Linked DNA regions of Homo sapiens: region 2 is linked to region 1. The links are chromatin contacts, found by Hi-C or POLR2A ChIA-PET in ENCODE. All regions are on one chromosome and are shown on one strand. The core of a region is the stretch at or near the end of the contact, and the rest is flanking DNA. Distances in the headings are between cores, read along the strand shown.

Evidence for each region. Hi-C counts contacts between places; a loop is a spot of excess contacts on that map. ChIA-PET counts read pairs that join two places held with the same protein, here RNA polymerase II (POLR2A). Pooled maps may share reads with other maps.
Region 2: a pooled map shows a loop between it and region 1 (5-fold over the local background). The contact joins two enhancer-like sites. A Hi-C loop is called at or near these places in 1 of 168 maps with a recorded cell type or tissue (naive thymus-derived CD4-positive, alpha-beta T cell), 1 of 37 single-sample maps with no recorded cell type and 11 of 50 pooled maps. POLR2A ChIA-PET finds 5 or more read pairs at or near these places in 3 of 52 experiments (CD4-positive, alpha-beta T cell, H1 and PC-9).

Annotation. Positions count from the first base shown.
Region 1 is chr14:75,227,542-75,234,355 of GRCh38, forward strand. No RefSeq gene overlaps it. Among named protein-coding and RNA genes, the nearest start is that of FOS, 48 kb to the right of the region's middle. RefSeq lists a cis regulatory region at 2,202-2,757. Within about 2 kb of position 3,055, at least 20 of the 41 ENCODE cell types and tissues checked have a DNase peak (open chromatin) inside an H3K27ac peak, as active enhancers do; they include CD4-positive, alpha-beta T cell and PC-9, where a contact is called at or near this core.
Region 2 is chr14:75,538,848-75,545,661 of GRCh38, forward strand. All of the region lies in intron 2 of BATF (basic leucine zipper ATF-like transcription factor), which reads left to right. Among named protein-coding and RNA genes, the nearest start is that of BATF, 20 kb to the left of the region's middle. RefSeq lists a silencer at 1-7 and enhancers at 238-287, 358-417, 708-757. Within about 2 kb of position 3,209, at least 24 of the 41 ENCODE cell types and tissues checked have a DNase peak (open chromatin) inside an H3K27ac peak, as active enhancers do; they include CD4-positive, alpha-beta T cell and PC-9, where a contact is called at or near this core.

The DNA.
Region 1 (6,814 bases), core at 1,805-4,304:
AAACATTTACATATTTGCTGGGCATGGTGACACGTGCCTGTAGTCCTGGCTACTTGGGAGGCTGTCATGGGAGCATTGCTTGAGCCCGGGAGGTTGAGGCTGCAGTGAGTTGAGATCGTGCCACTGCACCTAGCCTGGGTGACAGAGCAAGACCTTGTCTCAAAAAAATAAAAGAAAGGGGGCCACTGAGGCTGGGCACGGTGGCTCATGCCTGTAATCCTAGCACTTGGGGAGGCTGAGGTGAGCAGATCACCTGAGGTCGGGAGTTCGAGACCAGCCTGACCAACATGGTGAAACCCTGTCTCTACTAAAATATACAAAAAATTAGCCAGGTGTGGTGGCATTTGCCTGTAATCCCAGCTACTCAGGAGGCTGAGGCAGGAGAATCGCTTGAACCCAGGAGGTGGAGGTTGCAGTGAGCTGAGATTGTGCCATTGCACTCCAGCCTGGGCAACAAGAGTGAAACTCCGTCTCAAAAAAATAAAAAAAGAAAAGAAAAGAAAAGAAAGGGGGCTACTGAACTCAGCCTGAAGTGGGGCAGCGGTCAGCAAAGTCTTGTGAATGAATGGTGAGTTACCAGGAAAAAGGGTGAAGAACAGTATTCCAGGCAGCAGCTGCACGTGTAAAAAGCATGGAGTGGTGAGAGCAGAGTGGCTCAGCCTGGGCTGAGGATGAGGAAGCCGGTGCTGTGACTACAGAGGAAGCCAGAAAGAAAGCAGGGGACAGACCACGAGGACTTTGCATGTCATACTAGTTTGTTTCTTATCATTAAAGCCATGGATCCCTCCTCCCTAAATGAATAATCCCACCTTTTTCCCTTTGTTCCCACAGTCCTGGGAGGAGGAGTAGCTGTTTCCTGCAGTTGCTGCCTCAGTGATACCTCAGTGTTCTCTTTGTCATTTCACTTTCCAAGTTGAAGTTAACAATTCTTTTTTGTTTTGGACCTAGTAAACAATTCTTTATCTTAAATTGACCCTGTTACAATGTGTTACAATAGCTGGTGTGATTTCAGTTCCCCGTCTGGACCTTGACTGAGAAAGGGCCCTTGAGAGGTTTTTGTTTTTGTTTTTGAGACAGTTTCACTCTTGTTGCCAGGCTGGAGTGCAATGGCACAATCTTGGCTCACTGCAACCTCCGCCTCCCGGATTCAAGCGATTCTCCTGCCTCAGCCTCCCGAGTAGCTGGGATTACAGGCATGCACCACCACGCTCGGATAATTTTTGTATTTTTAGTAGAGACGGAATTTCTCCATGTTGGTCAGGCTGGTCTCAATCTCCTGACCTCATGATCTGCCCGCCTCAGCCTCCCAAAGTGCTGGGATTACAGGCGTGAGCTATCGCTCCTGGCTGAGAGATTTTTAAGTAAGAGGAGGCGTGCCGTCAGATTTACATTTTAGAAAGTTGTCTCTAGGGGCAATGGTGGAGAACAACGACTAGAAGCAAGGAGCCCACTGAGGCCGTGGTTCCCGTGTTACAGGGGAGATACAGCGGCAGCCAGAATGCAGAGGTGGAAGGTAGATGGGAAGGAGGGGATACAGTCAAGAGATACTAAGGAAATAGAATTAACAGAAGAGGGAGATCAAGAGATTTGCTTATGCTTCTGGGTTTGCAGGACATGCCATTTACTGGGGCACAGAATATAGAAGAATTAGGTGTGTGTCAAGAAGATCCATCATTCTGTTTTGTACACGTTAAGTCTAAGAACCACCAGGTGGAAATGGAGGCAGCTGTGTATGCAGATGTGTGGGCAGAAGAGCCAGGCAGATGGATTCGGAACTCAGCAGGGTATGGCTGTGGTTGAGGTCATGCAGAGAGCATGGTGGGTGGGGGCACTGACGGCAGAATCTCCTAGAACCCCAACATTTAGGAGATGAGCTGAGAAACAGGAACCCTAGATTATCTGGAAGAGAAGCTTGGGAACTACGAAAGTGTTCAGAGGGAGGATCAGGCAGGGCACTTGTCAGAACAACTGCAGTCTGGGTACTCAAAGGAAGGAAACTTCTCAAAGGTGTGTGTTTCAGGCATGCAGATACATATGCATTTTTAAAGTCATTCCTTCTCTTAAGTTTGGAATATTGAGGAAAAACTCTTTCACATCAACCCTGGTGCCACCAGGCGACCTGGCCCAACCCTTCACTGTTGTCCAAGTGCGTCAGGAGAAGCCACCTGGCCGGAAGGAGCCAGGTGGAGCAGAGGGCAGCCAGTCTTATAGTCAATAGTCAGTGATAAGGCCAGATGTGTGGCAATATCAAATAATCAAGAACTGGCGTCATCCCCAGACAGCATGCTTAACTGTCTTCAGTGAGGAGACAAGGAAGGGGTGGAGGGGTGTCTCAGATGCCTGGGAGGGGAAATGGGAGGGAGCTCGCATTTGTGGAGTGGGCCAGGCCCTGTGCTAGGCTCTTTCCATGTTATCTCCACTAACCCTCCCAACAGCCATGCCTGTTTCAAAGATAAGACAGATGGGGCTCCAAGAGGTTAAATAATGTGCCTCAGGTAGTAACTGAGTGACCTAGGATTTGAACCTGGAAGGCCAAAGGCCATGCTGTCTCAAGGGAGCCCTTGGTCACCAGTTCAGTCAATCTCCCTGGTGAAGGTCCGTGTGCTGTAAGTTTGGGCATGGATACAAACCTTCCCATTGAAGCTTGATATGAGTGATGGCTCAGCGCCCAATCAGCAGCCAGATTAGGTGTTCTCCATGAGTGGTTTGGTGCTAGCACTTGCTTCCAAACCACACTTCCTGTTCATCTTTCACACCTATTGTCTCACTGCTGGGTTTCTTGCCAAATGCCTCCCTTGCCACTCCCAGTATGGGGGCAGAGTGACTAGGGAACAGCTTACAATGAGGAGTCTGTCAGACCTCCTTACTTTGCAGACGTCCTAAACACCTGATGAGCAACCACCAACTACTGAGGAGAGCCAATTTGCACCCAATTTTTGAGACCCTAAAAGACACTCTTTGAGCCTGATTACAGGTCAAATACTGGTAATAGCTAAAGGGTGGCTTTCTGTGTGCTGAGCCTTGAATTGTCTGCCTAACATGCATTGTTTCATATAATTCTTAAAATAACCCCATGAGGTGAGTGCGATTATTACACCCATTTTGCCTACAAGGAAGCAGGCTGAGAGAAAAGTGTCTACACCCAGTAAGCACCAGGAATGTCTGAATCAAAGGCAGGGAGAGGTGCCTGCCAAGCCCCGCACTTCCTTTCTCTCCCTTCCCCTAAGGCCTTTGGCTTAGATACGCTGATCCTTGAGAAATCCCTCCTCTCTCTTCCTTCCTTCCTTCCTTCCTTCCTTCCTTCCTTCCTTCCTTTCTTTTTTCTTCCTTTCTCTCGCTCTCTCTCTTCTTCTTTCTTTTTTTTTCTGGAGTCTCGCTCTGTTTCCCAGGCGTGATCTTGGCTCACTGCAACCTCCACCTCCAGGGTTCCAGCAATTCTCTTGCCTCAGCCTCCTTAGTGGCTGAGACTATAGGAGTGCGCCACCACGCCCAGCGAAGTTTTGTATTTTTAGTAGACATGGGGTTTCACCATGTTGGCTAGTATGGTCTTGATCTCTTGAGCTTGTGATCCACCTGCCTCAGACTCCCAAAGTGCTGGAATTACAGACACGAGCCACCGCGCCCGGCCTATTCAGGAGCTTTTACCCCATAAATCTTCTTACACATAGAAAAATAAAAAGTTCTGTCCCTTGTTACAGGTATTTTATATTATCAGTGGCGCCAATAAGGTGGGTGCATGTGTGTGCACACATGCGTGTATATGGGTGTGTGTGCACACCTGCATGTATATGGGTGTGTGTGCACACATGCATGTATGTGTCTGTGTGTGTGCATACACATATGTGGGGGTGGAGTAGGAATCAGGCAAATCAACCTCATAGACCTGTTCCCTGTTTCTGGGGTCATATATGGCTACAGTGACTATGTTTCTGAACCACAGGCCAGGCCACATGTCCTGGCCATTGCAATGGTTGTTGAGGGGATATTACAACAGTGAAACTGATACCTGCCCATGAGATACAGAGGCTGTTGGCTAACAGTTCAGCAGATACACTGTAGCGTGCTTTGGAGACATTCTAAAGGCCTCTGAGAGAGACAATGTCTTGCCAAGAGTTGAGGCCTGAAACTTGACAGCTGCCCACAGCCCATTTAAGGGTTAGTGTTACTCGACACAATTTTAAAGACATTGTCATGGAGGATCTGATATTCTCAGAACATTCAAGAGAAATGTTATAGCCTAAAACCAGAGGGGAAATCTGAAACCATATCTTCTTTTAGGGGCTACTATAGAATTCATTAAATTAATAATTAAATCTATGTATGTACATACAAAATGTTATGGACAACTGAGCCAGCCCTACACACACACAAGATGTCAGAAAGATTACCTCTGGCCGGGCACGGTGGCTCACACCTGTAATCCCAGCACTTTGGGAGGCCAAGCTGGGTGGAACATCTGAGGTCAGGAGTTCGAGACCAGCCTGGTAAACATGGTAAAACCCTGTCTCTACTAAAAATACAAAAATTAGCTGGGCGTGGTGACTCCCGCCTGTAGTCCCAGCTACTCGGGAGGCTGAGGCACTAGAATCGCTTGAACCCAGGAGGCAGAGGTTGCAGTGAGCTGAGATCACACCACTGCACACCAGCCTGGGCAACAGAGTGAGACTTGGTCTAAAAAAAAAGAAAAGAAAAGAAAGAAAAAGAAAAAGAAAAGATTACCTCTGTTAAAAATACTCAGGCAGTAGAGATAGCAGCCAATTTTGGGTTTGCATGACATTAATTCAACAAGCATGTATTACTTCCTACCTATTAGCTCCCAGATACTTGGTACCACGCCCAAAGAAGACTGGGCCTGGGATTGCAGTGACAGTAGGGTGGCAGATGTGTGGGGGATAAGTATGATATGGTGTAGGGAGGGTTATAATACTGATGAGTGCAATGTGCTACAGAATCCAGAAGATGAAGAATTCTTGGGAGGGGTGGTGGTATTAGTTTCCTACTACTATGTAATAAATTACTACAATTTAGCAGCTTAAAGCAACAACAATGTATTATCTCACAGTTTCCATGTGTCAGGGGTACAGGTATGGCTGAACCAAGTCCTCTGCTCAGGGTCTCACAAGCTGACAATCAAGGTGTCTGCCGGGTTGCATTTCTTTCTGGAGGTTGAGGTCCTCTTCCAGGCTCACGTGATTGTTGGCAGAATTTAGTTTCTTGCATCTGTATGATTGAGGCCTTTGTTGTCTTGGCAGCTGTCACCAGGGGCCACTCTTATCAACTAGAGGCTTCCCTCAAGTCTTTGTCACATGGCCCACTTCACACATCCTCTCATAAGGTGGCAGCTTTCTTCTTCAAGACTAGCAGGAAATTCTCTTTGACTTCAGGGAGGATCCTAGTCCCTTTTTGTTTTCAGGGTTTTATTATTTATTTATTTTGAGATAGAGTTTTGCTCTTGTTGCCCAGGCTGGAGTGCAATGGTATGATCTTGGCTTGCTCCAATCTCTACCTCCTGGGTTCAAGTGATTCTCCCATGTCAGTCTCCTGAGTAGCTGAGATTACAGGCATGTACCACCATGCCCAGCTAATTTTGTATTTTTAGTAGAGATGGGGTTTTACCATGTTGGCCAGGCTGGTCTCAAACTCCTGACCTGAGGTGATCCACCTGCCTCGGCCTCCCAAAGTGCTGGGATTACAGGCATGAGCCAGCGTGCCTGGCTATTTATTTATTTTTGAGACAGGGTTTCACTCTGTCACCCAGACTGGAGTGCAGTGATGCGATCACAGCTCACTGCAGCCTCGAACTCCTGGGCTTAGGCCATCCTCCCGCTCAGCCTCCCAAGTAGCTGGGACTACAGGCATATGCCACCATGCCTGGCTAATTAAAACAATTTTTTCTTTGTAGAGATGGGGGTCTTCCTATGCTGCCTCAGCTGTTCTACAACCCCTGGGCTCAAGAGGTCCTCTTGCCTCCCAAAGTGCTGGGTTATAGGCATAAGCCATCATGCCTGGCCCCTAGTCCCTTTTTGAAGGTCTCCCCTAATTAGGACAGACCTAGCCAGACTAAACTCCCTTTTGATTAACCCAAAATCAGCTGATTAGGGACCTTAATTACATCTGCAAAATCCTTTTTACCATAATCAAGAGAGTGACATCCCATCATATTCACAAATGCTGCCAACACTCAAGGAGAGGGGATTATGTAAGATGTGTATACCAGGAGACAGAAATCTTGGAGGCCATCTTAGAATTCTGCATACCATGTGCGAGACGGGGAGAGGGAAGGGAAGGGGAAAGTGCCAGGGTGGGTAACCTTTGAGCTGAGTACTGAAGAATGAATTTAAGTTCTCTAGGCTGCCAAGAAGGGAGACAAGTGGGTAGGAGAAAGGGCAGAGAGGAAAGAACATTATGGAAAGAGAGATGGGGCCGGGTGCGGTGGCTCATGCCTGTAATCCCAGCACTTTTGGGAGGCTGAGGTGGGCGGATCATCTGAGGTCAGGGGTTTGAGACCCTGATGGCCAACATGGTGAAACCCTGTCTCTACTAAAAATACAAAAATTAGCTGGGCATGGTGGTGTGCACCTGTAATCCCAGCTACTAGGGAGGCTGAGGCAGGAGAACTGCTTGAACCCGGGAAGCGGAGGTTGCAGTGAGCAGAGATTGTGCCACTGCACTTCAGCCTGGGTGACAGGGAGAGATTCCATCTCAAAAAAACAGAAAAAAAAAAAAGAAAGAAAGAGAAAGTCAAGAACAAAGTTTCTTCATGAACAAAGGGCATGAAGAAACCTGTTCAGTAGCAGCGGGGCTGTTCAGTGGG
Region 2 (6,814 bases), core at 1,959-4,458, 310 kb after region 1:
CCGAGATCGTGCCACTGCACTCCAGCCTGGGCGACAGAGCGAGACACGGTCTCAAAAAACAAACAAACAAACAAACAAACTATTCAAACCCTTGCTTTGATGGCAGTTATTATTTGTTTTGTTGTTTGGTTTTGAACATTGATAATCTTGCTAGTGGTAACCTTTGTAACTCGAAGCATCAGTATCAGCCAAGATTGCATGCATTCAGAGACAAGTGAGAGACCAGCCATCAAATGAGGAATCAACAAATCATGGCCTACTTTTCTCATGTAACAAGAAGTTCAAAAGTGGAGAGACCAGGCTACAGCAAGGAAGAACCAAGCTCCTTCTCTCTAAGCAGCCATCCTCAGTATGAGGCTTTCATTCTCTAGGCTGTGAGATGGGTGCCGAGCCTCTCGGCATCAGTCTATGTTGAAGGAAGGAAGCCTTTGTCCTTATGAGCAGGCTGTGCCTTTTTGGTAGGAAGGGAAGCTCTGCCTTCACCTCCCTCCCGCCCATCAGGTACTTCTGCTTACGTATCTTTGGTCAGAATTCTGTCACATGGCTACCCCTAGCTACAAGGTAAGGTAAGCTGGAATTTTTTTTTTTTTTTTTTTTTTTTTTTAGCAATTCTTTTCCCAGTCTTTCTAGAGGAAGGCAAGGCAGAAGGGGTTTGGGATGGACGCTGAATGAACCAAACTATAGTTTTTTTCACATTTGAGGGCAATGAAATCATAGTCTTGAAAACCAAGGACCAGGCGATAGCCTTTTCACCCTGTGACTAGACAGGTCCCTGAGGGCACGGCTGATGTGGCCAATCTTCTGTAAATGCAAAGGTGCTTATGGCCCTAGAGCTTCAGCTCTAAGACATGAAAGTGAAGGTTCCTCCAGAATCACACACGTGCATTATTCAGCGCAAAGATCTGTGGTTTGGTGATTCTTCTTCTCCTTTCATAAGGTGAGAGGCAGCAGTTGGGGTGAATTTCCCCAGGAATGGTGGGAGATGTGGGCCTAGATCCTCCCGCTGCTTGGGAAGAGTCGTACTTTTCAGTTGGAAGCCTGCTCCAGGAATGGCGGGCTCCACCCTCTGCATGTGACGTACAGGGGCTGGTAACTGATGGAGCCTGAACATATATCTGGGTGTGAGGGATAAGCTTCGAACGCCACTTAAGTGTAGGTGGGAGCCAAAAGGTCACCCTGCCAATACATGATTACATGTCCTGTTGAGGAGAAAATACACAGGGACTATTTTCACCCTTCTGGAAATTGTGATTAGAAAATGCAAGGAGAAGGCCAAGACACTAAACTGGAGCTGGTAGGGAGGAAGCCTCAGCCCTGCTCAGGGTGCCTGGACAGTCCCCACCAGGGCCCAGCTAGGAAATGCCAGCCTTGTCCTTGGTCTTCGTCCCTAATGGCTCCCGGCGGGTGAGGGAACTGCCTGGGGATTCCCCATCGTTGAAGCGCTCTGTGAGTGACCCCCTCCTAAGCCCCTCCAGTAGGGGATTTCCCAGAATGTTCCCACGCCCCCAGGAAGCCTCTTCCTTAGCCACCCCCAAGCTGCTTGCGGTTCATGGTAGAGGTAGGTGGCATCAAATGACCCCACAGGTGAGGGATTTGCCTGAGGTGGGAAAAGAGGGAAGATAAAATTGGAAAGCCACCGGGGCTGAGGAATTATCTCATAGGAGAGAACTGTCAAACAGTATAACGTTTAAACAGACTTTAAAGGCAAGAAAGGATGGAGGGCACAGACTCTGAAGCCAGAGTGCCTCAATTCAAGTACCGGTGCTGCAACTTCCAAGCTGCGTGATCTTGAGCCAGTGACTTAACTTCTCTGTTCCTCTGTTTTTCCTCTTCTGTAAAACGGAGATAATATTTTCTACCACACAAGTTTGTTGAAAATATCAAATGTAATGATAACCATAAAATACTTAAAAGAGTGATTGGCACACGGAAGTATTCAATAAATGTTAGTTATTGGCCAGGCATGGATGATTCACGCCTGAAATCCCAGAACTTTGGGAGGCTGAGGCAGGCGGATCACTTGCGGTCAGAAGTTCAAAACCAGCCTGGCCAACATGGTGAAACCCCGTCTCTACTAGAAATACAAAAAGTTAGCCAAGTGTATTGGCGGGCACCTGTAACCCCAGCTACCCAGAAGGCTGAGGTGGGGAGAATTGCTTGAACCAGGGAGGCAGAGGTTGCGGTGAGCTGAGATTGCACCACTGCACTCCCAGTCTGGGCAACAGAGAGAGACTCTGTCTCAAAAATTAAATAAACAAATAAATGATAGTTAAGTTAACCTAGGCTATTTTTTTAAAAAAATTTTGGTTTCTATCCACCTTTTTCGTATAAATTGAGCCAGGTTACACCTTAGACCTATTAGATCAGAATCAGGCATCAGGATTGCTAAAGCTCCCCAGGGGACCCCAGTGTGTGGATGAGGTTGAGAATCATTGTTTTGGTCCAGTCTTTCCATTTTAAAGTGAGGCAACTGGAGCTGAATAGGGAAATCGAGTCACTGAGGATCACCCAGCCAGGACCAGGGCCCAAGTTCCTATTCCCATTTACCGCTGATGGAGCTCACCGTGGTCATGAGTTCAGGACCTGGCTCTGTGTCTGGAGGAAGGTCTGGCCTCGAGTCAGCCCTTGTCCAGAATATCTGGCCAGGTGACCCCCTCTCCATGCAGCCCAGGAGGCAGATGGTCAGCTCTATGATTGGAAGAATGTGAGTGACTCAGGGATCTTGTGTTGTGTTGTGTTGTGTGTGGGTCACCAAAACCGAGACCCAGCTTTCTCCTGGGAGACAACAGGGTAGCCAAGGACTTATTTTTTTGTTTTGTTTTGTTTTGTTTTTTGAGACAGAGTCTTGCTGGGTTGCCCAGGCTGAACTACAATGGTAAAATCTTGGCTCACTGCAACTTCTGCCTCCCAGGTTCAAGTGATTCTCCTGCCTCAGCCTCCGGAGTTGCTGGGACTACAGGCATGCGCCACCACGCCCGGCTAATTTTTGTATTTTTTGTAGAGACAGGGCTTCACCATGCTGGCCAGGCTGGTCTTGAATTCCTGACCTCAAGTGATCTGCCCACCTCAGCCTCCCAAAGTGCTGGGATTACAGGCGTGAGCCACAGCACCTGGCCAACTTTCTAGTGTTCTCGGGAGACCTTTGCCCACTCAAGTCTCCAGTCTCTCGGGGGAAGCAGTCAGTGTGAGAGAAGGAACACAGGGCCCCGAGCCAAGCCCTGCTCTGCGCCTCCCTCGCGGGCAATGAGTCTTTGCATCAAACACTCAAAGTTTCTGAACTTCTGAGAAAACAAGTGCCTTGAGGTGAATCCTATAGCACAGCTGTCACCAGCCTGTGGTCATTTTGGAGGGTATGTGGCATAGGTTTGTCCCAGGGTCTCAGTTGTCCTCATCTGTAGAGTGGGGATAATAACAGCTGACCTTCCCTATCCCACACAGAGCGTTATTGTGAGGAGTCTGATGGACCTGGATGAATTCTGAATAGGAGAAAGATGGGTACATGGATGCCCAAATGCAGGCTCACCCCCACCCCTCTCAGTAGCAGAAGACATGCATATGGGAGAAGCTGCATTTCCTCCCAGCCTCACTGTGCTCTAGGTGTCCAGCCCTCATTGTTAGGGGATGTCACTGTTGTACCTCTGGATAAACAGCTGCTCTCATGCCACCTTTGCCAGTTGTCCCTTCAGCTGGGCGAGCCCTTTCCAGGGCATGACTGCCCCAAGGAGGGCCAGAGGGGACTGGGCAATAGCAGGGACATGGAGGGACGAGGCCCCAGATCAGCCACTTCCTCCTGCAAGGGAAGTCAAACCCTTTCTCTCATAAGTGTCAGGCTGGCTGCACGGTCCCTGGGCTGGCAGGGCAGGTTTCTTGGGGGCCCTAGCAGGAAGCACTCTTGCTTCCCAAGGTAAAGACAAGTTTCTTATCACTGGCGGTGGTTTTCTGGTTAGAGGCAGCAGGCAGCGGTTACAAACTTTGCCTAGAGCTCTGGGATCTGCAAGCCAGGGAGGGGGAGGCAGACGACAGAGCTAGAGTGAGCTCAGCAGAGCTTGCTTAGGGAGGAAGGACCCGCTGTCACTTCCCGAAAGCTGGGCCAGCCTCTAGGCGGGGAGAAGGTCAGAGTGGCCCTCCCTTCTGCCTCGGGGTTTGCCCAGGCTCTTCAGAGCACAGAATTTACAGTAAATGTTGTCACCAGTGGAAACTCTCAGAGGGGGCGAAGAAAAGGGCTAGAGGAAGGAGCCAGGACTCCCGGCCCCCAGTTCCCGTCTTACCAACACCCCCTAGTCTCATCGTGTTGCTTGATCTTACCTTTCGGTAAAGAGGGGATGCCCTCCTTCTGGGATGTGCCAGGAAATACCCAAATGGTAAAATGAATGAGCCGGCCACACCTTGCAGAAGGCAGGGCTGTGACTCCATCATCGTGGCTCTTGATAACTCCTCTGCCCCGTTTTAGAGGGGCTTCCTTTGTACTGACCTTGGCACACTTTCTAGCTCAGAGCCCCATTCAAGAAATGCCAGGTTGAGGCTGAGCATGCTTGTGTCTGTCCTTCACAGATGATGGAACCTGGCTTGATGAGCAAGGCCATGTTGGTATATGCTTCTCTGCCATTTAGAAAGACCCCCCCCAGGATGTGGGGTTTAAGATGATTGACAGTATAACCGATTAACCTCATTAGCCTACAGCTCATGCACCTGATGGATTCGTTAGGGCAAATTTTATTTTATTATTTTATTTTATTTTTTGAGAGAGGACCTCACTCCATCAGTGAGGCTGGAGTGCAGTGGCATGATCATGGCTCACTGCAGCCTCCAACCCCTGGTGCTCCATAGCTAATTTTCTTTTATTTTTATTATTGTAGATACTGGGTCTCAATAATGTTGCACAGGCTGGTCTTAAACTCCTGGGCTCTCAGGAGGTAGAGGTTGCAGTGAGCTGAGATCGCACCATTGTACTCCAGCCTGGGAGACAGAGCAAGACTGTCTCAAAAAAAAAAACCCAAAAAACCAAAAAACTGCTGGGCTCAAGCGATCCTCTCACCTCGGCCTCCCAAAGTGCTGGGATTATAGGTGTGAGCCACTGCACCCAGCCTATTTAGGGCAAATTTTAAATGTCAAGTTATCTTACATCTGCTCACCACCCACCCTATTTTTGAGTTACCTTCTTCATTCCAGCAGATGATGTCATAAGTCTGTCAGTCAACAAACATCTGAGTTCATACTATGTGCCAGGCATTGAGCCAGGCATTAACAAATAGGCATTTAATAAGTGCTTGAATAATTAAAACAAATTTAAAATAATATTTAACTAGTGCTTTCCAACTTGCCTGATCATTAGAATGACCTGTGGCACTAGTTAAAAATCCAAATTTCACTCCCTAGTAGTCTAGTGGCTAGGATTTAAAAAAAAAATTATTATTATTTTTTTAATTCAGCTCTGCAGCCAGGCATGGTGGCTCACGCCTGTAATCCCAGCACTTTGGGAGACCAAGGTGGGCAGATCCCCTGAGGTCAGGAGTTCAAGACCAGCCTGGCCAACATGGTGAAACCCCGTCTCTACTAAAAATACAAAAACTAGCCAGGCGTGGTGGTGCCTGCCTGTAATCCCAGCAACTCGGGAGGTTGAGGCAGGAGAACTGCTTGAACCTGGGAGGCAGAGGTTGCAGTGAGCCAAGATCACACTACTGCACTCCAGCCTGGGTGACAGAGTGAGACTGTCTCAAAAAAAAAAAAAAAAAAAAAAAAATTCAGATCTGCAGACTTCACTCCGCAAATCCCAAAACCACTGATTCACATTCCTAGATTTTAGGATGGGCCTGAAATTCTATTCTTAACAAGCCTTCAAATTAATTCTCATGATATGGCAAGTTTGGGAAATACTGACCTAATCCAAATAGATTTAGAAAGGTAAGACCTGGTCTCCAAATATCAGGTTGCCTTTTGAACTGAAATTTTTTTTTTTTTTTTTTTTTTGCATCTCCAATGATATTTGCCTTTCCTCTGTGGTTACCAATGCTTAGCAGAGAAAGTCTGTTTGGTTGAGTCGAATAATGTAAACCTTAAAATTATACCGGAATTGCGATCTCCTGGGCTTTCTGAGGATGGGATTGCTTTTCCATAATTGCTAATTACCAGATTGCAATTGTTGATTAATTAATGATGTGATCAGAAATCAGCACTTCTTAGCAGGCATTTTTCTGATTAGCATGTATTTGATGGTTCCCCCAAGCAACAGGGAAAAGAGTTTCCAGAAAAAAGAGAAGCTCACAGGCTTGGGACACCCCCAAAATACCGTCAGAATGCTTTCTGGTAGGCCGGACAGGGTGGAACAAAACGTTGTAGCAGACTTTGACCATTTAGTATTTATTTATTTCATTTTTATTTTTATTTTTATTTTTGAGATGGAGTCTTGCTTTGTCACCCAGGCTGGAGTGCAGTGGCATGATCTCGGCTCACTGCAGCCTCTGCCTCCTGGGTTTCAGCAATTCTCTTCCCCGAGCCTCCCGGGTAGCTGGGATTACAGGTGTGCACCACCACGCCTGGTTAATTTTTTTTTTTTTTTTTTTTTGTATTTTTAGAGACAGGGTTTCACCATGTTGGCCAGGCTGGTCTCGAACTCCTGACTTCAGGTGATCCACCCACCTCCGCCTCCCAAAATGCTAGGATTATAGGCATGAGCCACCGCACCTGGCCCCATTTACTATTTATAAAGACCCTGAGCATTCTAGAATCTGGGTGCAGTAGACAAGTATCCAGTGACTTTATTTGTAAGACGAAATGCAGACACCGGGAGCTTTTGGAAAACACGTGGCATAACACA